Linked DNA regions of Mus musculus: regions 1, 3, 4 and 5 are each linked to region 2. A link is a loop called in an ENCODE intact Hi-C map of the cell type or tissue named here. Cell type or tissue: left cerebral cortex. All regions are shown on one strand.

The links. Peaks named below come from ENCODE experiments on the same cell type or tissue, not always from the same donor. Only the 100,000 strongest peaks of a DNase experiment are listed, where the experiment ranks them.
Region 1: it touches region 2 in a loop (4-fold over the local background); 4 of 42 quality-filtered maps call a loop at or near these places.
Region 3: a loop joins it to region 2, with 9 times the contacts of the local background. A loop is called at or near these places in 6 of 42 quality-filtered maps.
Region 4: it touches region 2 in a loop (5-fold over the local background); 4 of 42 quality-filtered maps call a loop at or near these places.
Region 5: it touches region 2 in a loop (2.4-fold over the local background); 2 of 42 quality-filtered maps call a loop at or near these places.

What each region holds. Positions count from the first base shown.
Region 1 is chr4:6,170,290-6,175,289 of GRCm38, forward strand. No RefSeq gene overlaps it. Among named protein-coding and RNA genes, the nearest start is that of Ubxn2b, 18 kb to the right of the region's middle. In left cerebral cortex, a CTCF peak has its summit at 1,981 (motif pointing left); a DNase peak (open chromatin) is centred at 1,958.
Region 2 is chr4:5,644,272-5,649,271 of GRCm38, forward strand. It overlaps Fam110b (family with sequence similarity 110, member B), which reads left to right. Exons shown (of 3, transcript NM_173426.3): 1 at 1-139. Among named protein-coding and RNA genes, the nearest start is that of Fam110b, 2.7 kb to the left of the region's middle. In left cerebral cortex, a CTCF peak has its summit at 2,096 (motif pointing right); DNase peaks (open chromatin) are centred at 586, 829, 1,706 and 2,099; H3K4me3 peaks cover 1,834 bases; H3K27ac peaks cover 1,345 bases.
Region 3 is chr4:5,721,449-5,726,448 of GRCm38, forward strand. All of the region lies in intron 1 of Fam110b (family with sequence similarity 110, member B), which reads left to right. Among named protein-coding and RNA genes, the nearest start is that of Gm24337, 36 kb to the left of the region's middle. In left cerebral cortex, no CTCF peak of the experiment used is centred here; DNase peaks (open chromatin) are centred at 1,105, 2,822 and 4,019; H3K4me3 peaks cover 2,065 bases; H3K27ac peaks cover 1,414 bases.
Region 4 is chr4:5,767,721-5,772,720 of GRCm38, forward strand. All of the region lies in intron 2 of Fam110b (family with sequence similarity 110, member B), which reads left to right. Among named protein-coding and RNA genes, the nearest start is that of Gm24337, 82 kb to the left of the region's middle. In left cerebral cortex, no CTCF peak of the experiment used is centred here; DNase peaks (open chromatin) are centred at 2,937 and 4,498.
Region 5 is chr4:6,133,303-6,138,302 of GRCm38, forward strand. No RefSeq gene overlaps it. Among named protein-coding and RNA genes, the nearest start is that of Ubxn2b, 55 kb to the right of the region's middle. In left cerebral cortex, a CTCF peak has its summit at 2,381 (motif pointing left); a DNase peak (open chromatin) is centred at 2,384.

The sequences.
Region 1 (5,000 bases), 530 kb after region 2:
CTATTCAATAAAAGTACCCCACCTCCATACAATGTTTGGCTGTGAGTATATATCTGTTTCAGTCAGCTGCTGGGTAGACCCTCTCAGAGGACAGTCATGCTAGGCTCCTGTCTTCAAACATAACAGAGTATCACTAATAATGTCAGGGATTGGTGCTTATCCATGGGATGGATCTCAAATTGAGCTGGTTATTGGTTGGCCATTCCTTGAGTCTCTGTTCCATCTTTGTCCCTGCATTTCTTTTAGACAAGTAAATTTTGGGGTTGAAAGTTTTGTGGAAGGATTGAAGGCCCTGAAGGGGATAGGAACTCCACAGTAAGACCAATGGAGTCAACAAACCTGGACCCTTGTGAGCTCTCAGAGACTGAGCCACCAACCAAAGAGCATGCATAGACTGGACCAAGGCCCTGGGCACGTATGTAGCAGACATGAAGCTCAGTCTCCATGTGGGTCCCTCAACAACTGGAGCAGAGGCTGTCAATAAAGCTGTTGCCTGACCGTGGAATCTGTTCCCAAACAGGGCTGCCTTGCCTGGCCTGTGGGAGAAGACACACCCAGCCCTGCAGCCACTTGAGGAGCAAGGCCAAACGGGTAGGGTAGGAATACTCAGGAGGGGGTCCACCCTCTCAGAGGAGAAGGGGAGGGAGGATGGAAGGAAGGACTCTGTGAGGGGTTGCCCTCGAATGGGATATAAAAAAATAAATTATAAAACATAATGGGGGGGGGGGGCTTGCTGTGATAGACAAAATGCCAGTTCTAGCAGCAACCCTAAGGTCTCCAATGAAGACAATGAGGCGCCAACTATATCACCTGAATTGTGGTAACATTATTCCCAGGCCGCGCCTGCCGCCAGAGCTCTGCCCAAACCGTGGGCACTATTGGATTGGTTGCCATACTGTGCCTGGTCAGTTTTCCCAGGTCCCTTCACCACAGAAAACGTTCTCAGATCTTCTAGGTCTGGAAACTGAAAGCCAGCGCTGCTCTGTGTAGCAGCTGAAGATTAAATGCTGTCCTGCATGACAGCTGAAGACCTCTGCCCATAAGTCACTCATTTAAGTTGACAAGCCATTTGGATTATACTTCCTGCTATAATTAATCAATTGAAAATTCTCAGATATAGGACGACATTGACTGGCTAACTGTATGCTTTAATAACAGCAGGCGGACCAGCTCCTTCTCAGAGGCTGCAGTTGCCTTGTTAATTAATTTAAATCAGGTCTCAGGCCTCACGTTTCCAGAGCTGCTAGGTCTCCTGCGAAGAAAGGCAGTTTACCTGGCTGGGAGTCTTTACAGAGATAAAGGCAGACTCACAGAACAGGTTTCAAAGTATCTTTTTACTATTCTTTTATTTAAAGTAACTTACTTTACAATAACTGCTCTCAGTAATTCACCACCCTCTGAATAGAAAAAAAAAAAAAAAAAAAAAAAGGAAACAAACAAACAAAGAGAAGGTGTGAGTGCTCTTAAGGGGTTGAGGCTTTTATTATGCATATTAGGGAGAGCCCAGGCAGAGACTGAGACGTCACTGCCTGGACTGTGGTGGGCAGCATGCTTGTGTTAGGCAGAGGGCAAGGGAAAGAGAGGAGCAGCAGGAAGGGGGGCGGGGGGGGGGGGTGTCCCTAGAAACAGAAGGACACTCAAGGAATCTCTTATTAACATTTTTCACTAAATCAATAAGTGAAATAAAAATTCAGTTACCCTGGCTGCTTTAAAATTGCTTTCTAAACCTTAAAGGATTATGAAATGAATAAACAGCAGCTGCAAATTTCATATTAGCAGTTCATCCTTTTGTTAATCAAACTCAACTGTACAGTTCCACACGGAACACTAGTCACAGCAAGATAGTTGATCCCCTCACCCTGTATATTTTATAAACACTACTTTCCTGGAGACTTCCTGTGTGATAAAAGATTAGAAGTTTGGTGCTGGGGCTCAAGTTAGAGCTCAAGGCTCTGTGTTGATGCTGGTGGGCCCTCTTGTGGAAATGTGTCACACTGAATAAGCTTTTGCTTCTTTTTTAAAATGTGGGAGCATAATCACAAACCAAGGAATAGTTTTAACAATTAAGATGTAGCTTGCAAAATCTTTTCATACACACACACACACACACTCCACTGACTGAACTTGTATTCACCAAAAACTTCTCTGCAGAATTTTTTTAAGATTTATTTATTTTATGTATATGAGTACACTATAGTTGTCTTTAAACACACTGGAAGAAGGCATCAGATCCCATTAGAGATGGTTGTGAGCCACCATGTGGTTGCTGGGATTTGAACTCAGGACCTCTGGAAGAACAGACAGTGTTCATAACCTCTGAGACATTTTTCCAGCCCCAGATTTTGTTAAAGAGAAATAGCCAAACCAGACACAATTAGGTCCAGCTTTTCTTGGCAACATAGAGTAAAAACAGTTTACAGTAGAAAGGGAAACCCCAAAGATAACTCATTGTTATTGTTCTTAAATGTTAAATGGTATATTAGTTGGTTTTCTTGTGCTAAATAAATAAATAAGAGAAGCAACTTGTGGATGGACTCTGTGGCTCAGTTTCAGGTGGGAACAAATCCATGGAGAATGTGGAAGGATTATTAGCAGGAGAGAGGCAGTTGTTAGTAGTGAGATTTTGTGATGTAGATTGTTCACATTAGCAGATCAAGAAGCAGAGAAAAGGACCAGATTAAGGCTAAGCAATAAGGCTCAGAATCTAGCCCTACTGGCCTGTGTCTGACGGCTAGGTCTAATAACACAAAAGTTCTAGCTCCTAGAACAGTTCAATCAGTTGGAGATCAAGTATTCAATTGCACGAACTTGCAGAGAGGATTCTTGATTCAACACTAACAGATAGGGAACTTGAGTTTCAGAGTTAGGGAGAGAAAAATTCTATCCTCACCCCGGGACAACCTATCATAGTAGATACCAGGGAGAAAATGCAAGTCAGAATGCTCACACTGTGAGCCTGGTTGCTGAGCTTACCTGGGATCTTGCAGTAGAGAAAACATTGAAGATAAGAAGATGTAGAGTCTGAATTCTCTATCTCGCAGGATTTGGGGAGCTGCTATGGACTGCACGGTGTTGTACTGCTAATTCATATATTTAAAACATGAAGCTCTAGTCCTAAAGATAACATTGTGAAGTAGAGATATGGGAAGCAATTCAATCCTGTTCATAACATTGGTATCCTTATTTCAATAGACACTACAACAATCTCTTTTCCAACACCACAGTTCAAGGACATAGTAAGAATGCAGCCATCAAAATTTCAGGAAAGATGTCTTGGCCAGAACCCACTGGCCATCTTGACTTTTCAGTTTCTAGAACTACGAGACAATAAACATCAGTGCTTAAAAGCCCATATGTGTGCTGCTTTGTTATGGCAACTAGTTATACAGCCCCCAGACCAAATCTAGAGAAGCCCAGAGTTACCATATGAAATGCCATGGTCCTTCTAAGTCAGTGAAGCTCAATTACTGCTGTCTCCTACTGCGTGAGGGTTGAGAAACGATGAAAGTGGTGCTCCAGGTGGATGTTCCCCAGCCCTTTTCAGAGCCAAAGTCACACAGGACATGAAAGTCATAGACAGAGGTTCAAGGCTTGTACCTCCACACACCATACTGCTTCACTAGAGCTGAAAACTTCAGAAGCTCAGCCCAACCTCAGTCTACCCTGTGGATGCCAGGGAGATTCTGTGGTTGGGAGTCTGTATCAGAATCTTTTGATCAAAAGAAGCCGCAAAAACCCTAGAGACTCTCTTGCACAAGGGGTATGTCTTGCACAAACAGATGATACAAGGTCCCTGCATAAGGCTGACAGGAGGCTTGCAGAGTTCTGAAATGGCTGATAACAGTTCTGACTTTTGTCTCCAGCCTGACTGAGGGAAGACCACAGTGGTCTTACATCATGGCATTTGCTAGTCTTAAACTTTTTCTGTTCATAACACTTATGCCTCACAATTTTTACACAATTCCAGGGAATAAGTATACAAATAAATATACAATATATATAAATATATATAAATAAGTATACAGATAAAAAATGTTCTTAGAATTTTATTTTCAAACAATTATTTGGTGTTCAAATAATTTTCTCACTAATTAAAAAGGAAAGCAAATTCATATACTGAGAAGATAAATACAGTTGTTTTATATAAAAATACATTTTCATTAAAGCTTTGATATTGGAGAGCACACATCATCAATGTTTTTAAAAATGGATCGCTATTTTGATTTTAACATTATCAATACTGAGAATATTATTTAGTACAAATATGTAGGATAAGACATAGAAGTGTTTTTAGGACCATTTAGGAAGTTGTTGGAAATTCTGACCTGATTGCAATTTTTTCCCGTTTCAAGTCAGTGACTCAAACAGCAGGGTTTTTTGTTTTTTTTTTTTAAGTCAAACATTCTAACATAATACAATCTAAAAATGTAGTAATCTAACATTCCATGCTGATGAATGATAATTAGAAACTACAAAGCCTTTGTCTTCCATGTTTATATCACTATGTTTGACAAGAGCAGGAAACATTGTATGTATAGTAATTATACTTTAATTCAGTCTCAACTGACAGACAACAGTCTCAACTCGGGTCAAGCTATTCCAGACAGCATTGTTTGGTACAGCAGGGCAGGGCAACAGGCACATTTGACTTTAGAGCCAAGGCTTCAGTGACATTACATGACTCAAGATGGGACAGAACTGCCAGAAACACCTCAGACTCATTCTCTCATTCTGCATTTGGTTTTGAATTACTTTTTGTTGCCCTGTATCTAGAAACTTTTACTCTTGGCTTTTTTTTTTTTTCACCTACAATTCAGTTATTAAGCAGCATAAAGGTTGTGCTTTGCTCAAGGAAACATGGATGGTACTAGCAGGATGAAATTCTCAGCCCTGAGTTGGATTACTATCTTAGGGTTTCATTGCTGTGAAGAGACACCATGTCCAAGGCAACTCTTATCAAGGACTGGCTTACAGTTTCAGAGGTTCAATCCATTATCATC
Region 2 (5,000 bases):
CCATTCCGAGCCGGCGGCGAGGACCCGGCGGCCACTTCATCCCGGCCTGCAGTGCATCGCCGGGCCCAAGCTCCTCCTCGCGGTCTCCCGAGCCTGGTGCCTGGCCTGGCCGCCTTGCAGGGGCCGGAGTGCGGCCAAGGTAAACGGGGGCGCTGGCGGGTGGGGAGTACCTCTCAGGGTCCCGCTCCGGCCGGGCCTGGGCACCGAGGAGCCTGGCCCGCTGTCCGCCCTGCGCTCGGCTGCACGCCCCGGGCCGGGGATGAGGCCCAGGCTCGGAAGGAGCGCTGACTGCTGGGGAGAAGGTGGGCGAGGACGCGGCGGCCCCCAGCCCCACTCCGTGCTGCATCCCCACCCAGGTCATCCCGTGGGCGCGTCACTGTGCTGTCAGTTCCTGCGGGAATGCAGATCCCGGGGCTCTGAAAGTTTGTTTGCCCCCACCGCCTCCTCCCTCCAGTCCTCCCACAGCTCGGTTGTCTGTTTTCTTTGAAAGCATGAGGGTTGGAAATAGAATAAAATTGGTCCTGGCTCACTCGTGCCCCTGTCACTTAGCGGTGCTCAGAACTTGGCGACAATGCTAGGCTGTGAGAAGCTGGTGTCTGTGCTGCCCTCCTTTTGTTATAGCAAGGAGCCTGATGGTGACAAGTCTTTCCGTGGTGGCCAGCAAAGAAGGAAGAGGGGATAACTTTGCCTTATTACTTCCCAAAGTGGGAATAAAACCACCGGACTCCCAGCTTTTTTGACCCTTTAAAGTTGCTATTCAGATTTATTGACAGTCACCACATTCTCTTCCAAGAAAGAACAGGCATTCTTTCTTGCCTAAGATTCAGGTTTCCCCCCACAGCCAAGTTATGTCCTGTGCAAATCTGGCGCACATCTGTGACAACAGTGCATGGCTGGCTTGTGAGGACTGCCGAGTCTATTTTTGCAGAGAGGAATATGATAGCAGAATCAGCATTTTTTTCTGTATGAATAATATGACTTCCATTTTCATTTCCTCTCTTGGTGTGAAAGAGTTATTTAGCTTCCACCATCTAAGTCATGCGAAAGCACCTGTGCTGTTGATGTTATTATTAGCATCGTTTATTATTGTTGTTATTATTATCATCATTATTATTACTGTTGTATTTGTATTCACTTTGTGGTATTGAGACCTGGTCATTCAAATGAAGCATTTATTAAGCAGTTATTTTAAGATAAGGGCAGGCATGTTGATGGTAACGTGCCATTGATTTACCCCATTACATATAATCTGTGACATCTCTTCATTAGTCACTTAAAAATCACGAATTGAACACAGGGACAGCATTACCTTTTGAACCTGAAAATCTGCAAAGGCCTTACCATAGGGCATGGAAGATGGTTCTAGAGAAATGTTAGATTTTTTATTTTTGTTTTTATTTTCAACCTATGTTTTTGCTGTTTGGGGGGGTGGGGGTGGGGTGGGTCCTTTGTTTGTTTTTATCCCAGATCTTTCAAAGCATGATCTATTTTGAGTCAGTGATTTAATTTTAGATCAGAATTGAGGTTGGGTTGTTTGCGGGAGACTGACAAGCTGCTGGCTCTGTGTATCCTCAATGGCTGGGAATGGGGAATTTGGTATTTGTCTGGTCTATGAGTCTGAATTCAATCATGGCCTGGCGAGTTTTGTAATAAGACTTGGTTGTCCATGAAGGGCTTAACCAGAAGGAAAATCTCTGCTGTGAACCTCATCTTCAAATCGCCCTCCTCCTTAGGTTTAGAATACTACTCTCAGTTTCTAGTTGGAAAACTCACCGTCTATGCTTGCCATTAATGAAAGATGAATGCATTTGCTGTGTGATCACCCCCTCATAGCACATCATAACTCTAGCTTTAAAGCCTTGGGTTCGATACCTCTAGACTAAATGGTTGAGAAAACAAATAAAATTACCTACTCGCCCTTTTCAGTAACAAAAAGATGACACTTGCAGCTTAGATATTTTATATTTTAGTCACTCAGCTATCAGTTTACCCTCTGTCCCGACTATTGGATTTTAAGTGGAAATCTTTTTCCTTAAGTGTTTAGCTACAGACAGGCTTTGTATGAGGTGAGCTGCTGTAGGTATAGCCCATCAACAGTAGGTGGTGCTGTGGGGAACTCTGGCAGCTCAGCCAGGGCATAGGTATGCTTAAGGAACATCCAGCATTAATCTGCACTAGTGCTGGCCAGGTGTGAAAACAACCGGAGGGACAGACAGCAGCCTGCACAAGTGTTAAGAATGACATGGTTTCTTAAGTTTTCTCTTTGCATTTTTAACGTTTGGCAAGCATTTACCTGGAGAATCTTTTTTTTAGAGTCCAATAATGTTCTAGATGCTAAGTGTATAATGCTTATAAAAATTATTAGCTGCACTTCTCACTTTTATTGTTCTTCATTAGAGTTAGGTGGACTTTGGACTAACCTAGGCTAAGCCAAGAGCCTCTGCAGCTAACGTGGACTTTTTCTTTTTCTAGCATGGACTTGCAGTTCAGAGCAACAAAGGGCGTGGGACCTACTCCCCTCTTGAATTTATTTGGGAAGGCCCTGCTCCCCTCTGCTTTTTTTGGTCACCTCTTATCATTTTTCTGGCTCCTGGCAGGTTACAATGAGAATTGATATTCAAGGTGAAGATGCTGAATTTATTCTATGCTGGCTGCGTACCCCGGCTAGGAAGTAAATTAGTCCACTCAGTTAAAGGTTTTCTGGCTCCCAGTCGCTTACCTGTGAAGGCCAGTCCTGTGAGCAGCATATCTCTAGGCTTCCTCTTACTCCTCTAACAAACAATAGTTTTGTTATCTGCTTTCTGTGGGTGAATTTAGTGACTTGACTGAGGCATAGCTAATAAATAGCAAGATGTAAGTACCAGAGGCTGGCTTTTCTACTGCCCAGAGAGGAAAAGCTTTGCAGCCTCGTAGCTGCTGGAGCTGACTGATCGCTTCTTCAGGGGTTTGGTATCAGAAAAATCTCATCACTCAGTGATCGGATTTGGATTTTCTGGGTAGTGCTTGATCATCAGTCCAAAAGTAGGAGAAATCGAGTTTTTTTTTCCTTTTCCTGAATAGTCTTTTAATGTGTGGCAAAGATTACTTGTTTCGAGTGTTGAGAAGGATGGCAGCTGAATGTCTTTGAATTAGATAAAAGGCTGATAGAGACGGTTTAGACCTTGAGGCTGTGAATCATGTTGGGTCTGTTTGGGGTTTTTGCTCCTGACAGCCCAGCTCTACACTTGGCCTTGTGACATACTCTCTGTCCACCGATGAGCTTGCTTACTGTGATCCCTTTCATGTGGGAGGCAGGACTGTGAGCGCGCATGTGTGTGTGTGTGTGTGTGTGTGTTTTGTTCCACAGTTGAGGCAGAGCCTCAACTTAATCTTTCAAAAACAAAGATGGGCTGTGTTTCTCAGTTGACTCCCCTACAAATACGAGTAGGAAGGCAAACAAGTAGGGCTTGAGAAACCCTGAAAAGAGCCGGTGACTCAGGCACACTGCTGTCCCCAAAACCTGATGGAACTGTGATTCTGGGCAATGAGAATTCTCAAACCTGTTGATGACCATGAAAGTACTGCGTGATGGCTGCGGAGTGTCTCTTCTCCTTGTCCACAGCAGTGATGGCAGCAATAAGATGAGAATCAACCTTTCTACTCCACAGTCCTTTCTTATCTTATTTGTAGACAGCTTGGGTGGGTTTCTTAATGATTATTTTGCAAAGTGATATTAATAAACATGCACCACGCATTCCTTATTTTGACACCTTTGGTTTCTCCATGTGTATGATGGGGGACTGGGTAGAATTTTAATCTTTTTCATGTGATAAAGTTGTCACAATAGGAGAGACTACATAAGGACCTGGTGTTTATGAACCTTAACCGCCCCTCCCTTCCCTCTGCCCCTAGAGTGCTCTCAAGAACATGTGCGCATGTGTGTGTGTGCGCGCACGCGCGCTCGTGAGAGCACAAACACACACACACACACACACACACACACACTTACTCGCACACTTTTAAAGCTTAGTAGCCAAACAAATTGCTTTTTTTCTAGCGTTAACAGTAAAAAAGAAAGTGTGTGTGTGTGTGTGTGTGTGTACATGAGTGCGTGCATTGGACTTTTTTTTTTTTTTCCTGCACTGACTTTAAAATTGCAAATGATTTGGATGCACATCCAAAGGAGAGCCCCCTAGTTCTAGAGGAACTGCCATTTAGCAGACAGGTTCCTGGAAGAATTGTAAGAATCCCAGGGTGTGGTTTGTGCTCCAGGCCAAGGTCAATGTGGTTTCAATTGTCCAGCTCCTGAGAAGACCTTTACAAACACAATCTTAAGCACATGGGATTTTGGGTCTTTGTGTTGTAATGAAAAGCAGGGTTTTTTTCCTTCCTACTGACATTAGAAATTATTTTCACCTTTTAAGATGTCTTCTTAAGGAAGAATCATGGATAATACTTCAAAATGACCATTACTACCAGCAGTGCTTTGGTCCCCCAAACTGGAACTTTGTTAGAAAAAAAAAGGAGTAATTACACAAAAGGATATAGTTAATAATTTGTCCTATTAAGGTTAATATATTAAAAATTATTAGCAGAGGATTCATTATGTGCCAGATTTAAAAAAAAAAAATAAACACTAGCCAGAAAAAGATGTGGTCCCTGTCTGTTCATGGCTTACAGTTACTAGCCAGGAAAAGATGCGGTCTTCGCCTATTCATGGCATATATTAATTGCTCTTCCTTTAACTGTAAGCCTTGTGATTCAGTATCTGACAAAAGCACATTAAAGGAGAAAGGTTTATTTTGGTGTATAGTTCCATGGGCATCACAGAAGCAGGAGGGTGAGGCGTTGCAACATTAGTCAGGAGGCAACAGGAGATGGTTGCTTCTACCCAGTTAGCCTTCTGTGTTTGTGCAGTTCAGAAGGGAAGCCTAGGATACAAACTAGACATCTGAGGTAAGTCTTCCTGCCTCATCTAACTTAATATCAAGAGCATCCTTCACAGTCATGTTCAGAGGCTA
Region 3 (5,000 bases), 77 kb after region 2:
GTTTGTTTCCTCTGTGGTTTCCTGTTTTCAATTAACTCTAGCTTGTGTCAAGTTGATGAAAGCAAAATAACAACAACAAAACAACAGCAACGAGAATAGGCCGGGATCATGGGAGACTGATACAAGAAAGGTCTACAGGAATAAGTCCAGCTATCATCTAGATTTCCTCAGGGCTTCTGTCACTCTTTTCCCACTTTGGCCTGGTTTTGTTTCCCTTCCTGTTGCACTTTCCAGCCTCTGTAGCCTCTCACGACCTTCACAACTTCTGAAGTTGTCATCACAGAGGCAGCAGAGAATGGTCCCCAATACTGAGCAGCCTCTTCACCCACATAGGTGCCTTCAGAATCCTGTGCTGCACTGCGGTTCACTGAGTCCTTAGTGCTCATTTGTTCATTAATAATGACACAGTGGCCATTTGTTTCCCTGTCAGTGTGGAAGCTCTGGTAGAGTCAGAACACTTCGTCCTGCATTGTTCCCCAGCTCAGCCTGCCTTTATACCTAGTGAAAAAAAATGCTTTTTTGTTTTCAAAATCAAGGATGAGTTGACTGAAACTCAAAAAGAAATGTTTCTTACCTGTGTGTGCATGTGCGACGTGCAGCACTTGTGTACACATAGAGGTACAGATAATGCGTTACCTTGTTTCCCCTCACAGAGTGGCCTTATGAAAGACTACTGATGGATTGTTATTCTGGTTCAAACAAATATTGGAATCTGTTGGAGGTTAAGATCCAAGAAAGGACAGTTGCTTCCTTCTCTTGGAAAGTATCTGTTTAATGTCTTCAACAAAATAAGCAAGAAACAAATTAATCAAACAGCTTTTTAGTGCCTATTTTGAGCTAGCCGCCTGTTAAAGGAAGAGGAAGGTGGAAACTGTTAGATGCTTCCTAGATAAATGCTTAGAAGTGTTACTAGTCTGCATCCCACAGCCTGCAGGGAGCTGTGCTTCAGTCCAAGGGACCAAGGGAGCTCCTTCTAGATTTCTGCCTTATGAGAACTGTGATGGGCTCCGCCCGTCACTGCAATACGCCAGCAGCCACTTTCCCTGGCAAGCTTCTCTCCATCCTGTAGTTCCAGGTTGCTGTGGATGTCAGCATTCCTGCCTGAGCATCACTCATGAATCATTAGCCATGGGGATACATGAGTCAAGCCATTCCTCACGCTGGTTTCTTTTTCCAAAAGAGTCACGTGTTCTTGGTCAGTACTTGTTTTCCATTTCTCTTGATGATTCTTAGGAATATCTGAGCAAATTGCAGTGCCTGTGGAATACAGCAGCTCTTTGTGACAAGTTTTAGATAAATATCAAAAGAATGGAATGTGTGACAGTAAGAGATTTACACTGCATCCTTGAGGTGGAACTTGGCTTTGGAGAGCAGCCTGTTGTCCAGGAATTAAAAATGAGCAGACTTGCTCAGCTTTTCACCCTATAGAATCTGTCTGGAGGAAGGAGACTAATGCTGAGAGAAGCACAGGTCGGTTCATCTCACAGCTAACGTTGCCTTTACTAGGTGAGCTTGCTCTTTCTCTTCTTTCTAAATTGTAGCTCTGAAGTTGAATTTCTCGTTACAAAACCCAAGTACTTCTGAAATGTGTGTTTTATAGTCTACTCTGTATGTCATTAGTGAGATTCACTTATGTTTATAATTTCATAGAGATCACTGCATTGGTAGACAACCAAGAATGTTCCATACACAGAGGTAGGGAAATGACTCCAAACTTCAGTGAGTACTTGTGAAAGAACTGTGGTTGGTCAGGCTTGCTGTCAGCACCATCACCATTTATCATTTAATTATTTAATTATTTATTACTTCCCTTGATACAGTTAAGGAAGGGAGGAAAGGAGGGAGGGAGGGAGGGAGGGAGGGAGGGAGGGAGGGAGGAAGGAAGGAAGGAAGGAAGGAAGGAAGGAAGGAAGGAAGGAAGGTAGGTAGGTAGATAGGTAGGTCAAATTATTCCATAAAAAATGATTGCTTAATTTTGACCTCATGTGCTCACTGCTTAGAGCTCACTGGTAATAACCTTTTGTGTTGACTCCTTCTGTTATGTCTGAGAGGCAGAGACTAGATACTTGTTATGGGCCATACAACTTGGGAATGAAAGCTCTAGATCATAAGGCCAGGGAGCACACTACTAATGACAGCATATGCTTTTCAGTCTATACCAAGCTGCCTCGCACAGTACCTGGCTCCAAGGACAACATTTCTCAGAAAACTGTATAACAGGCAAATTCACCTTTTAGAATGACTTGCGATCACTTTTTCACTTTGATCTGTGAATTATTTATCATTATACTCAGGATTTTTGACACCTTGGTTAGCCTTTTTCCACTGTGGATGGAAATCTGCATGGCATTTTAAACTATATTGAAAAGAAATTAATTGATCAGCACTTTTGAAAATTAATGGCAAATTACTAATCATGGTAAATAAAGCTAGGCTTGGATTTTCTAGCTCCCTCACTAGTATGTCTGAGCCTCCAAATTGATGATAGTTCTTCAGTGCTGGGGTCTCAGTATAAGTTAGCAGGTAGCACACTCATTGATCTAAGTATTCTTTGTTTCACTAGATGAGAGGGAAATAAGAACACACTTTAAAATTCACTTACGGGTTAGGAGGTAATACATTAATCCTTAAAATGACAGAAAATCAAGATGATTGTGTCTGTGGGGTTTAATTTATTAAAATTTAATTTGCTCCGGTGCCTTGCTCCAGTAACTCTTGTGCTAGCAAACTAGCTATAATTAGATTAGCAGCCTGCTCAGTGCTGGTGACAGCCTGTGCCTCAGAGAGCATGTGCTGGACTCCGCATGTGCCTTATCCTCATTGGCTGGCGTTGCTGCTCACACGCTTGATAGGTTTCCACAGTAATCCTTATGCTGCATTAGAGACGTAGATACAGAGGCACTGTGCTGTGTTCTTGCAGAACATAGGCAAGGTGCATGGTTGGTTACATTAAAGAAGGAGTCCTACTCAGCAGAGCAGGTGTTCTTTGTTGCAAAGGCTCGGTGGAATAAGGACCTGCAGCTAGCTGCAGGCGGAGGTCAGTGAAGGAGTCTCAGTTCACGGTAATTACTCGAGTCTTTCTCTCTTCTGAGCAACACAGCCATGCATGAAATGAAGCGTGCTGATAGTGTCATCTGTCTAATTTGATCTTGCTTTGTTGACGCTGTCTGTGCACTGTGTATTAGTGCTCCATACTAATACACATTCTCGCAGGGAGAGATTGCTTGTCTGTTCATGGAGGAGCCTTGTTTTCACCTGAATGCAAGGGTGCATGTGCCTGGGAGTGATTCTCATTGGTTCTTTTCGGTTTGGGAAAGCCGGTGTTGCTTCTATTTAGGTGTCTTTGTTGGTGTATGTCAGGGCTGTTGACTTCACTTTGAGTCCTGACTCCCAGATAATTCGAAAACAAGGAGAATTTAGTAGATCATACTTTAATTAGAGGAAGGCAGAAGGCTTGTGAGTTGCTCTCTGGTTTTTAGCTGGAGAAGTAATGTACTATTGTTTCTTCACAGATGTGTGCAGCCTTCATTTTGGATGGGTTTCTTTGTCTCACCTCTCGTAGTCTCAATGAAGCTTCTTTAGTACAGTGAGTGTTAGCAGATCTCATTTTGGGAAATAGCCACATGTAGGTATTTATCAACCACGCCTGAGGAAGTATTTGCCTCCAGGCTTTGTTCAAAAGATGCTGCTCTTGCAGTTGGAATGTCACAGTAGGGAGATGTGTTCTTACCATGTTCAACAGTTTTTATTCTATTAAGAATTGCCTGGTTCATTTTCCAGACAGGGAGATTAAAAAAAAAAAGCCTTAAGTTCTGCAATAAAGGTACTCTATTATGAAAGAAAAAATAGTTATTAGCAAGACCAAGGTTCAAAGAATCACCGGAAAGAACCTTGTTTTGGGTTCAGAGCCCCTGCCTCTCTCCTAGTCCTTAAACTTGAAAACCGATGTCTTTCTGTGTCAGCCTGCAGACTCCACAGAAACTTGTGTCCTGAGTCACCAGTCACAGGGCTGGCCAGCTGCCACCATGCGTCTGCTATCAGCAGAGAGAGTCATGCAGACTCTAAAAACTGTCAGAAAGTGTTTCCTGGTCCTGAAAAGCCAAGATTGCAGTTTATATATTCTGTGAAAATAACTTCTCTTGTCTCGGTCTGTATCCTGCTTAAAGTGGTCCAGTACACAGTTTGGGCAGAGAAACCCTTCAGGTTACTAACTGTACCTCACCATACCACATGCCCTCACTCCCAAATCTTCCTGGGAAGGAATAAATTATCCAGTCAGCATTAACTCACGTAGCAATTTCAAGAGGAAAGTCGAAGCATTGTGGAAGTTTCATGGCCCGTAATGGAGTTTGGCATAGTGGCTTTGATAGCCTCGAGACAGTGGGAAGATGTGTTCAGCTGTGAGACACCATGGGGGTGAAATGAAGACACAGCCATTCTTCATATGACACCTGCTGCGTACAAACCTCATCCACCCTCACTGTGTACAGTGCCTACCCTAATACACTCCCTGATGGACCTCTGATGGGCCACAGCACCAGCTAGCATCTACTAATAAAAGGAGATCAAGTTTTTGCAAAGTAACACAACATACACTTTTATCACTTAACTTTTTGTTCTTAATACATTAGGGAGAATCTATGCTTGAAAACTGAAAATAAAAATGGATATTTTTTGACAGTTTAAAATTTGTAATCAGTCATGATGGCTTGTTTGTTTGTTTGTTTGTTTGTTTTTTCTACAAAAGTCCAGGCATCTCTTCTGTATAACCATCATTCTTGGCCTGACATTCTTCCTATTGCAGACATAGACAGAACCATTCTGCCTTTTAAAACTTAGGCTCAGACACTCATCTGGGGAGGGATACATTGACGTAGTTATATAATAACTTTATATATATATATATATACATATATATATATATATATGTATATATATATATATATATATACTATCCTCAATTATATCATAATTATACGTAATAATTATTTAGTTATAGG
Region 4 (5,000 bases), 120 kb after region 2:
TGACCATGAGCAGCATCACTCTTGGAGCCAGCCTGCCATGTTAGAAATATAGCAGAGGCAGAGCAAGCATTTTCTTGGATGAACTATTGAGCATCCTAATATCTTGGCTTCTCGGTGTCTTGATGTATAAAATGCAGCCTTCCTGCCTCAGAGACTTCATAGTAGGAGTTACTATGTCATTGTCCTTGTGGTAGTTCTGATTCACAAGAAGCACCCTGTACCAAGTGCTATGTCTGTAATGGTTGTATAATAAGTGCCTCATGAATATGTATATTAGTAAACATAATCTGTATTTATAACTAGAAGGCAGTTTTTGCAGGTTTTTCTTAATTAGTCCGCATTAAGCTTAATAGATTTAGGTTCTCTGATAACTTCATTTCAAAAACTGAAAGATTAAATGTACTTTATGTATTTAAAACTTAGATGTATAACCTTTTAAACATTGATACCAAAAGATATTTGTCCTTATAAATAGTTATGTAATGCTTTTTTATGAGCTTTGCCTGTGGATAGACTCTGGGGTACACCTGCCATTAGCTTTTAGTTTTGAAAGTATTTACCATTTGTCATTAATGTTTTACTGATAACACAATGTCCATAATCCCAAAGGATTTAGTTCATTGTGTTGCTTTCCCACTCTGCTGTGAGCATGGCTCCATGCTGTGGATTTGTACATGTGGTCCACGCACACATTCTGTCCTGGAAGTACCCTTCGCCATAGTGCTCAGGGTGGTCAGCTTCCTACAAGCCTCAAAAGCCAGAAAGTCATGGCCTGTCTTCCTTGTCTTAATCCTGGATCACACTGTGGTAGCAAAAATCTTTGCTACTTCAGTTTAGAGAAGTAGCCCACTGTATATGACCATTATCAAATTTGGTTTTTCTTCTTACCCCCTGGGGCCTGCTTTCAATAAAAGCCGTAGAAGGTCCATCAAGCCAGAGTCCCCGGATACCAGATATTTCCACTCAGTAACATTGACTCACTGGCCCCAGCTATGCTCCCTTGCTGTCAGTCTTCCCTCCTGAACCATGACTTATTTGGAATGGAATCCAGTTCTGTTCTGAATTCCCTTTTGCCTCATTGCAGTAGCTCCTGTAGAAAACCTGTTTTTCCTGAGAGAGACAGGGTGGGGGTAGGTGGAGAGGAAAGGAGAGATAGACAGACAGAAAAGCTCTAGTTTCCAGACATCCTGACCCCCACGAGGAACCAGCTGAATTCCAGGGCACTCAGATTTCAAGCATTCTTCCATCAGGAACCTGCTCATCTATTTGCTAGGAAAGAAGAGATCAGTTCATGGTCTGGCAGGTATTGGATTAGTGGTAAGAAACGTCTTCCATGTTCCATGCTCATGTCTGCACTGATGCTCCTTGTAGAAGCGTGTCCGTACCTTTGTGCTGTACTTCAGGGGAAAAGGGGTGTGCGATGGAGTCCTGAGTAAGTATGAGTTGTTAATATGAGCATGGCGATGTCAAGAATTCCAGGGCCTCATGGGAATAACAAAGCCAGGTCAGGATCAGGGAAATGGCAAAGCCTCTCCCTGGTTCATGTGCAGATGTTGACTGTACAGAGAGTATCTACCACAGCTTCTGCCTCCTAGGTATTTACAGCTTCAGATTGCCCCTTTGTAGAGAGCCCCTACAGGGATTAGTAAACCTGCCTCCTTGTCCAGCAGCATACAATAACTCTTCCTTTTGGCTCAGTTCTTTTGATAAGCCCACCTCCTTGATTCAGAAGTGTAAAGTAAAGGTTGAGCTTCCAGGCTGCTGACTGTGCATCTGCTGACTGTGACACACTGATTCCAGCTTCTCTGTACCTGTGTCTGTGTGTCTGTCCTTTTTTCCATTCTCTTCTTACCTAACTCAGGCTTCCAGCACACAGCCATGTGGTTTGTGGCAAAGAGGTTTCTGGAAAGACTTCACTGAAGAGAATGTTTTCCTGTTTTCCTATAATTTTCCATTCAAAAGAAGCCAGAATTTGTAGCAACATCAGTTAACATGTCCCAAGTCATTTGTGGGTTACAAACTCTAAAAATCCTCTTTTGAACCATAGAAAGTATTTGAACCACCTTTCTTTTATGGATATAACTTTAGATGTTAGCTTAGTATTGCCTGTGGAAAATGATTCCCCTTTGCTACCCTAAAACAAATAATCATGATGATAAATATATAAGACTACTCAACCATATAGTGCTTCTAGCAGTCTGCTTTTAGATTCTCATTTCAGCATTGCCTACAGACATTCTTCTTATATATCCCTTTAAACATTAGAAATTACCATCATTCATGATATTTCTGTGCCTTTGGAAACCAAAAAAACTAATACACTGTAACTTGTGTTCCAGCCAACTGCTGGCTCAAGGTTAACAGAGCCAAGAGGAGGTATGAGTGGAGCACATGAACAGTCCTGTTCTTCATTCTCAACCTGATTGCTCTTCATTTAAGATTGGAACATCAGGCCATTTCTGTTGCTATTAAAAAAAAAGTTTAGACTGAATAATTAATTTGTTTTGCTTTGCTTTGTTTTGTTTGAGACATCATCTCCTGTAGCCCAGGCTGGCCTCTTGTCTTGCCAGTAACCAAGGCTATCCTCAAGCTTCTGATTCTGCTGGCTCTCCCTCCTGAGTGCTGTTATAGGCATATACCAGCATACTTCTTTTATAAGTAACTAATTTTTAAGCTGATAAGTTTATTTAAGTATTTATAGATGCTCTGGAGGCTGAGAAGTCCAAGATGGGGAGGGACAAGCAGATGTGGCATTTCATGATGCCTCTTCGTAGCTTTGTCCTACCACAGCAAGGGGCAAGCACAGTCTCTTCAGCCTATTTTGTAAGTGCAGTAAGCCTTGCTATGACAGTGGGGACTCATGATGTGTTCACTCACCGAAAGCACCCACCTCTTCAGACCATGTACTGCTGTGCTGGAGAGTCAACAGATGGCTTGCGGGGATACAAACATTTAGACTCTACCAGAAAGCGGATATGACTCTGTCATGGTGGTGAGTAAATTCCCTGTTGTGACAAGATCTAGCTCAAAAGTAACTTGTTTCTCATTACCAGGAGTTTTTTTTTAGAAATTGCTTTAAAAATAGTCTCTCTTCTCTTTGAATTTTTATAGTCTTGTTGGAATCTCTATGGTATATGACAAACACATTGGTGGTAACAGTTCTTCCCACCACTCCATCAGATATTCTCAGGCTGGCCTGTGGAAAGAGTCTGGGCTACACAGATGTAGTTGCTCCTGTCCTTTGCCTGGCACTATGTCCCATGTTTTGTTTGTTTGTTTGTTTGTTTGTTTTTAATACTCATTTCAGTTTATGTCCCCAGAAATCTGGCAAGACAAAATATAATGTCCATTCCTTTACCATCAAGTCAGGACCTATGCTTATATGGTTTCATTTTTCATAGTCATGCAGCCACTATATAGCAGAGCCAGGGCAGGTCTTACCAACATCAAGCTCATAAGCTCATACTTACAGTCAAGCCTGCAGCTTGACTACAAACAAGTGAGTAAATGAGTAAGACCCATATCATAGATGTAAATCCGTGACTCCATGGAAACAAGCCAGCTTCCATAGGAGGCAAGGGCTCCAGGAAAGTGTGTGCGTATGGGGGGGGGGGGGGGGTGAAGAAGAGCACGTGGCCAGAGCACACTTAAAGAAAATAGCCAGACTGCATTTGCACCTAAGTACTTTGTCCTGTGTAATGCCTTCTTTGCTTTGGGAGATCTCTTGATGAGTCATCATTCTTCGCCTTCATAATCCCTCTTTCCTTGGTGAACTGTCCTGTAGACTGCATAGTAAAGATGTGCAGTGGGAGATTAAGAGAATAAGCCCACTGGCTGAAAAAGATACTTCGGGTTTGTCTTTGATATTTCAACAAATAACAGCTTTCTCTGTAATTTATTTTTTTAATTGGATCATGCACATATAAATTTCAGTATTCCATCTCAGAAGTTACTCAGTGCCCATTCACTGCAGGCAAGGATAGGTTGTGGAGAGTTCCATGGTTGGACTTTCAACTCACATCATCAAGACAGTGATTTATTGCCCAAGTGCTATATCTTAAAGCTATGTTCATTTTAAGTACAAGCCTCTGGGATCCTTGAAATTCCCAAGGTGAGAAGAAAGGACTGACTGTAGCTAAGTTTCATCGAAAACCTAGAGAACAGTTATTGAGAAGCCCAGAGGGATAGCCATAGTCAGAGTCTGCGGGGCCCAGCCCTCCCTGGCGGACACCACCTGGAGAGAGGTATTCCTGGTTAGTGCTGAAGAATCCCATGTGGCATGGAGGTGCAGAAGGTTGGGGACAGAGCAGAAATGTGCTGCTTTTCTCAAGCAGTTCTATGTATTTGGTGATTTCGATGTTTGAGCTGAGCTGTGGGGTATCTTGATATGTCAGTGTAGCTTTCTTGGCTTCTAGAACAGGTCACAGACTGAACATTTAGATGACCCAATTGGTGACACATTAATAAAGAAAAGCCAGTCTTGCAGTGGGAAAGTGACAGGAGGAGATTGAATGAGACCAGGATGAGGGAAGCCAGGGAGGTTCAATGCGCTCCTTTGTCAGTAAGTAAACCCAGGGCTGCATCTGAAATTGCCTCATTGATTTAGTAGCATAAGAACGCCTTTGATGTGGGCCCAGACGCCTGGGAGAGATCATCAAAGTAGGGAAATGTAATTGAGAGTTCATGAACATTCACTTCCCAGACTCTAAAGTAGCCATCTGAAAATACTTTACTTACATATGTTTGTAAATATTAGTCTGTATTGTAGATCGTTTGTAAATTAATCTTATATGCAAGTTATATGCAAAACCTATATCCAAGATTTGACTCATGTTGGGTTGGCTTTATACTTGAGTTGCTGAGTGAATATGCTAGAAAGGAGTGTTTACAAATCATAGAGACTTTGTAAGGAGTTTGCTTTTAAGGTTTTATCGGTAGGGCAGAGCTGTGTATCCTGGGAGTGTGCTGCATAGTTCGTCTGTCCAGGCCTTGCCTGTTCA
Region 5 (5,000 bases), 490 kb after region 2:
CTCACTGGGGTTTAGCAATTCATATCATGTATATGGCTGCTGGTCACATTTATCTTTTTTTCACTGGATATTTCCATTTCCATATTTCCCAAATAATATATATATATAAAGGTGCTAAGTAACTCATTAGGCTGAAAAATTGGAAACCTGGCACAAAACATAAGAAACGCAAGACAGTGTTTCATATATTATGAGATACTAACATATACATTTTAAAAACTGGTAACATGTCAACATTCTTTAGTATGAATATATGCTGTGGGGACAGGCGATATAGTATGGTAGTAGGGTATTTGCCTAGCACACACAAGGCCCAAAGTTCAATCTCCAGATCCCTCAACACAAAACACGCACATGTGTGCACACGTGTGTATGCACACACACAGAGGCAATCACACACAAACTCACACATAAACATAAACATTCATATACATACACAGAGAGACAGACACACACACAAATGATGGAAAGATTAAGAAAGTAAACAGTAACTAGATAACATTCATATGTTACCTTCAACTAGGTGAAGCTTTATTTTGGTAAATAGAAATAAAAATCCAGGAACATGTATAAGACTAAGTAACAGTGGTGGGTGTAAAACAAAGTCAGAAAGAATGGGAGAGAGAAGGCTCATGAAGTTTTCTATGGCATCTCAGAAGACCAGAATCACATGACCTTGCCTTGCCTAGCTTGAGACAGAAGAAATGCTTTCCCACAAATCCCTTTACACTTGGCTAAAGCACACTGATGCTCTTAGGATCCTTTCACCTCTCAATGTTGCTTAAATCAGTCATAGTATATAAATATCATTCATTATCTAATCTATTCCACTTCTGAGACTGGATTACAAGACTTTTGATGCCACTTATTCGAGCCTCTTAGGTTTAGATATTTAGAGAGTGAATGTTTTGATAAGATGGATTTATTCCTTCCTTCTTTGAAAGGGAGGAAGAAACTATGAAAGTTCTCTGAGCTCATTCCCCATCGCTTGTTTATATAATACCTCCTAAATCAACTCAGATTACTGTCTGTCCTATTAAAAACTTTCACAGACAGTTCCCATGTCTTTCCAAGGAAATGATATATAGCAATCCTCTCTGTAAGTGATTTCTCATTTCTAACTGATAAAAAAATTAAAACAAAGCAGAATTTCAAAGAACTTTTGTCTAAATAGCACCAAATAATTTGACTTGTGGCTTTTAATGTTAACTACATAAAAACAATAAGCATTTGGTTATGGAATTTATGAGGTAGAGCCCGTTTCTGTAGCATGTTTTAGATTAGCATTAGTATTCTATATGACATAAGCATCACTAGATATTGCACACATGGCGAGTGAAGCATCATTACAATAACAGTCCCTTTGTTTTTATTTCAATGATCACCGTTAACATTGCTCACCAATTAGCATTTAACTTAAAGAAAGGTGTTGTAAAGTGTTTGGGAAGTCATAGCAGATGTGACTGCCATAAAAGCTTTTTTGCTTGCTGTCTGGCTTTTAGAAATTTTCAGTATTCATTTGTAAGATGTGTAAAATAGAAGTACTTAGTAGTTCTTATTGAATATGTACATTTAATCTATATTTAATGTAAATATTATTTTCAGTTTTACTTTATTTAATCTCTGTAAATGCCTTCCTCTATTTTTTCTTTTGTATTTTATTCTATCTTAGTCTCCCAAAAAAAATCAAATCCATTCAAACAAGGTTTTTTTCTACTAAATTATATATGGAATTTAGCTGCTTTTAACAGAATTTTAAATATTTGCACCTTTTTGGGAACACCTATTTTTGTGTACACTTTTGGATTTTTCTATAATATAATTATACCATTAGTTTAATTGACTTTCTGACTACTTTTATCTCCTTTAATTCTCCTTTTATGCCGAGTTTGTTTTTTGTTTTGTTTCTTGACGTTTCAATAAAGTAAGGCAAGGCTGTATAGACAGCAGCAGAGCACTTGCCTAGCATGTGTGGCCCAAGGATTGGTTCTCAGTGCTGGAAACAAAAGAGTCACTAAGATCAAAGAATTGAATGTAAATCATCCCCTACTCACCTGAAACATTCCCTAAAACCAAAGTGTTTGCAAAGCTCTGTTAAGGAAACTAACAACACATTGGAAGCCACATCACCTGAGGCTATCTATCTATTAACTGGATTGGGATTGCAATTTCTAAAGATAGTAAAAGAAAAAACTATCAGTTGATATCCCAAGTGAGTATATAAAATGCAATGTAGTAAATTTTATGAGCATGTATTATTCTATAAATTAAATTTTTACTACTATGGAAAAGAATGTTTCTAAACTGAATCCTGAGGAGAAATCCCTTGCCAAGTTCCAGTCAGTAAGTTTTGGGTGCTGGGATACCACCACCTGCTGGAGGATTAGAATCAGGAGGTTTTTATTTAGAAATCTTTAATACTAGCAATGCTCATTCAATCCAGCATTCCTCAATTTCTGCTCTTCTAAGGGGCCGAAATCCTCACGAGTTTTCCGTCTGTATGGAAGAAAACAGGTAAAGGCTACATGGGGCCCATTTATCCCCCAAATCATACATACTGATGATTGTATACATGGATGTTATGTCTGACTGATGAGACTCATCTAGGCCATCGATGGATTTGGTCAAGTAAGTCCTCAGCAGCTTGTTTTCGGGGAAGTATAGGTTTTCCTTCTTGTGTGTGCCACTGCCCTTCCTTCTCTAGGCAGTAGTTGGTAGGGTGGCTGGCAATCGGAGTCCTTTCTTCTTCAGTATATTCTAAGTGAGGCCATCCCTTAGTCCAGTCCCATTTCCCAGCAGGTGTCTCTGGCAGGCCCATACCCGGGATAGGCTCCTGCATAACCACTTCTCAAACAACTTCTCCCTGGTTATTGCCTTGGGCCACTGAGTCTCTTCCCTTCTGATGTCCTGGACAATGAATAATCTTCACAGTTGACAGTTTCATCAGGGCATCCAAGAGATCCAAGATTTCCTTTGTTTTTTATTTCTTTTTCCTCTGATGTAAGCAGTCCTCTCTCTTGGTATATAGGCCCCATGGATGTAGGCTGTGGCAAAGGCATTCTTGCTATCTGTATAGATGTTAATTTTCTTAAACAAGTGATGGGGAATGAGCTCAGAAAACTTTCATAGTTTCTTCCTCCCTTTCAAGATTCAAGGCCTTGTTGAGGGCAATTAGCTCCATTTTCTGTGCTGATATGCAGGGATGGGGGGTGGGTGTAAAGGTTCTGCCCAGACAACATTTGTGCCATCCACCACAGCAGCACCCACTTGTCTCTGACCTACATGGAGAAAACTGCTCCTGTCTGTAAAGCAGGTAGCCATGGCTCCCAGCAGGAGCCAGTCAGATAAGTCTTTCCTCCACCCATTGGGCTCTCTTTTTTGGACCAGTTAGTTGTGTCCATTCGGGCAGGAAGTGTATTTGGACCCTATCTTGGAGACTAAGTCTCGCCCAAACAGAAGGAAGGGACAGTCTGGGATGACCATAAATGAATTGGATACCCGGCCCATCCCTGTTATGGTAGACTTTCTCAGCAACCTGCACTAAGTCCCTCAATGACTTATCCTGCAGTCCCTCTAGCCTCTGAAGCCTTTTCCTGATATCTCTACTAGCCTGGTCTATAAAACCATCGTCACAGTAGCTTTGTGCTCCTTGCTGCTGGGGTCATAGCTGATGGAAAGTCTCCATGAGTCACTCTAGAAAGGCAGCAGGCAACTCATCTGATCCCTGCCTAACCTCACATACCTTGGTCAAATTTGTGGGTTTTCATGCAGCCCCCTTGAGACCTGACAATGGAGCCTAGTGGTAGACCTTCAGATACCCCTCACCTTCTGCTTTCCCAGTCAGGTCTAGTCAGGGGAAACTCACTGTTGATGACAGCCTGATCAATCAATGGTACCCTCATGTCTAAGGGGACATTCTTTCTGGCTTCCTGCATTATCCTCTTTCACTCTTTTGTCCTGAAAAGCACTCTCATGAGTTGTTGGATATTATCCCAGGTGGGCTGATCAGTAAATAAAACAGTCTCAAAGAGGTTAATTGGTCTCTTGGGGTTATCTAAAAAAGGGGAAGGTGCGGATGGGCCTTCCAGTCATTCAAGTAGGCTAAAGAGAAGGGACAATATTGCATAGCCTGATTGCCCTTTTCTAGAGGCCCATATGCTCTCAGTGGGAGAGCCACCATGGTATCAGGGAAGGTGGCTCTCAGACCTCAGGTCCTCATGGCAGGACCAAGAAGTTGGGGGGGGTCTCCTCCTGCTCCTCCCTCCAGTAAAGGGGGATACAAGGGCCCCGGTCCCATATGAGCTGAGGATACCAGAGCCAGTGCTGGTACTGGCAGGGCCATGGGGACAAGGGTAGGGCGGTATGGAGGAGGAGGGTCTTAGAGCAACAAGTCCCCTGTTGAAGGGTCTTGGCAAATCGACTTCTTCTCAGGTATGGATCCCTTCTCCCATGTTTCCTTTTTCTCTGATGGCCAGAACCAGTGAAGTGGGTTTTGGGTAAAGAAAGGCTTTTATCTATGAAGGGGGAGGAGGAAAGGGTCCTCCACTAGATTCTGCTGGGTAACTGTATAGAACATTTGGTCTGGGTGTCCGAGGGATCCTGGCCTAAAGACTTTCTTCTACAACTTTGATCACCTCCAAGTTGAAGGTCCCTACAGGTGGCCTCCCTAATCTGAAGGTGGGCCATTCAGAGATGCAGAGAGTAAGTAACTTTCTCTTCTTTACTACTGCTGACAAGTTTTCTCCTCCAGTGGTTAACGAGAATGTTTAAGGGGATAGATTCAGTCTGTCCAATCTCCAAAATGCTGTCAGTCCAAGTCCAAGAACACAGAATGAGATAACTAATTCCAACCAACACAATAGAAAGACAATCAGCACACAGACAGATCAACCCTGCCACGGGTGCAGACAGTCCAAATCCAAGAACACAGACAAAGACAATTTGCCCCTTCCACAGGCACAGAAATCAAGTTATAGCAAGACTTGGTTCCTGTCAATACT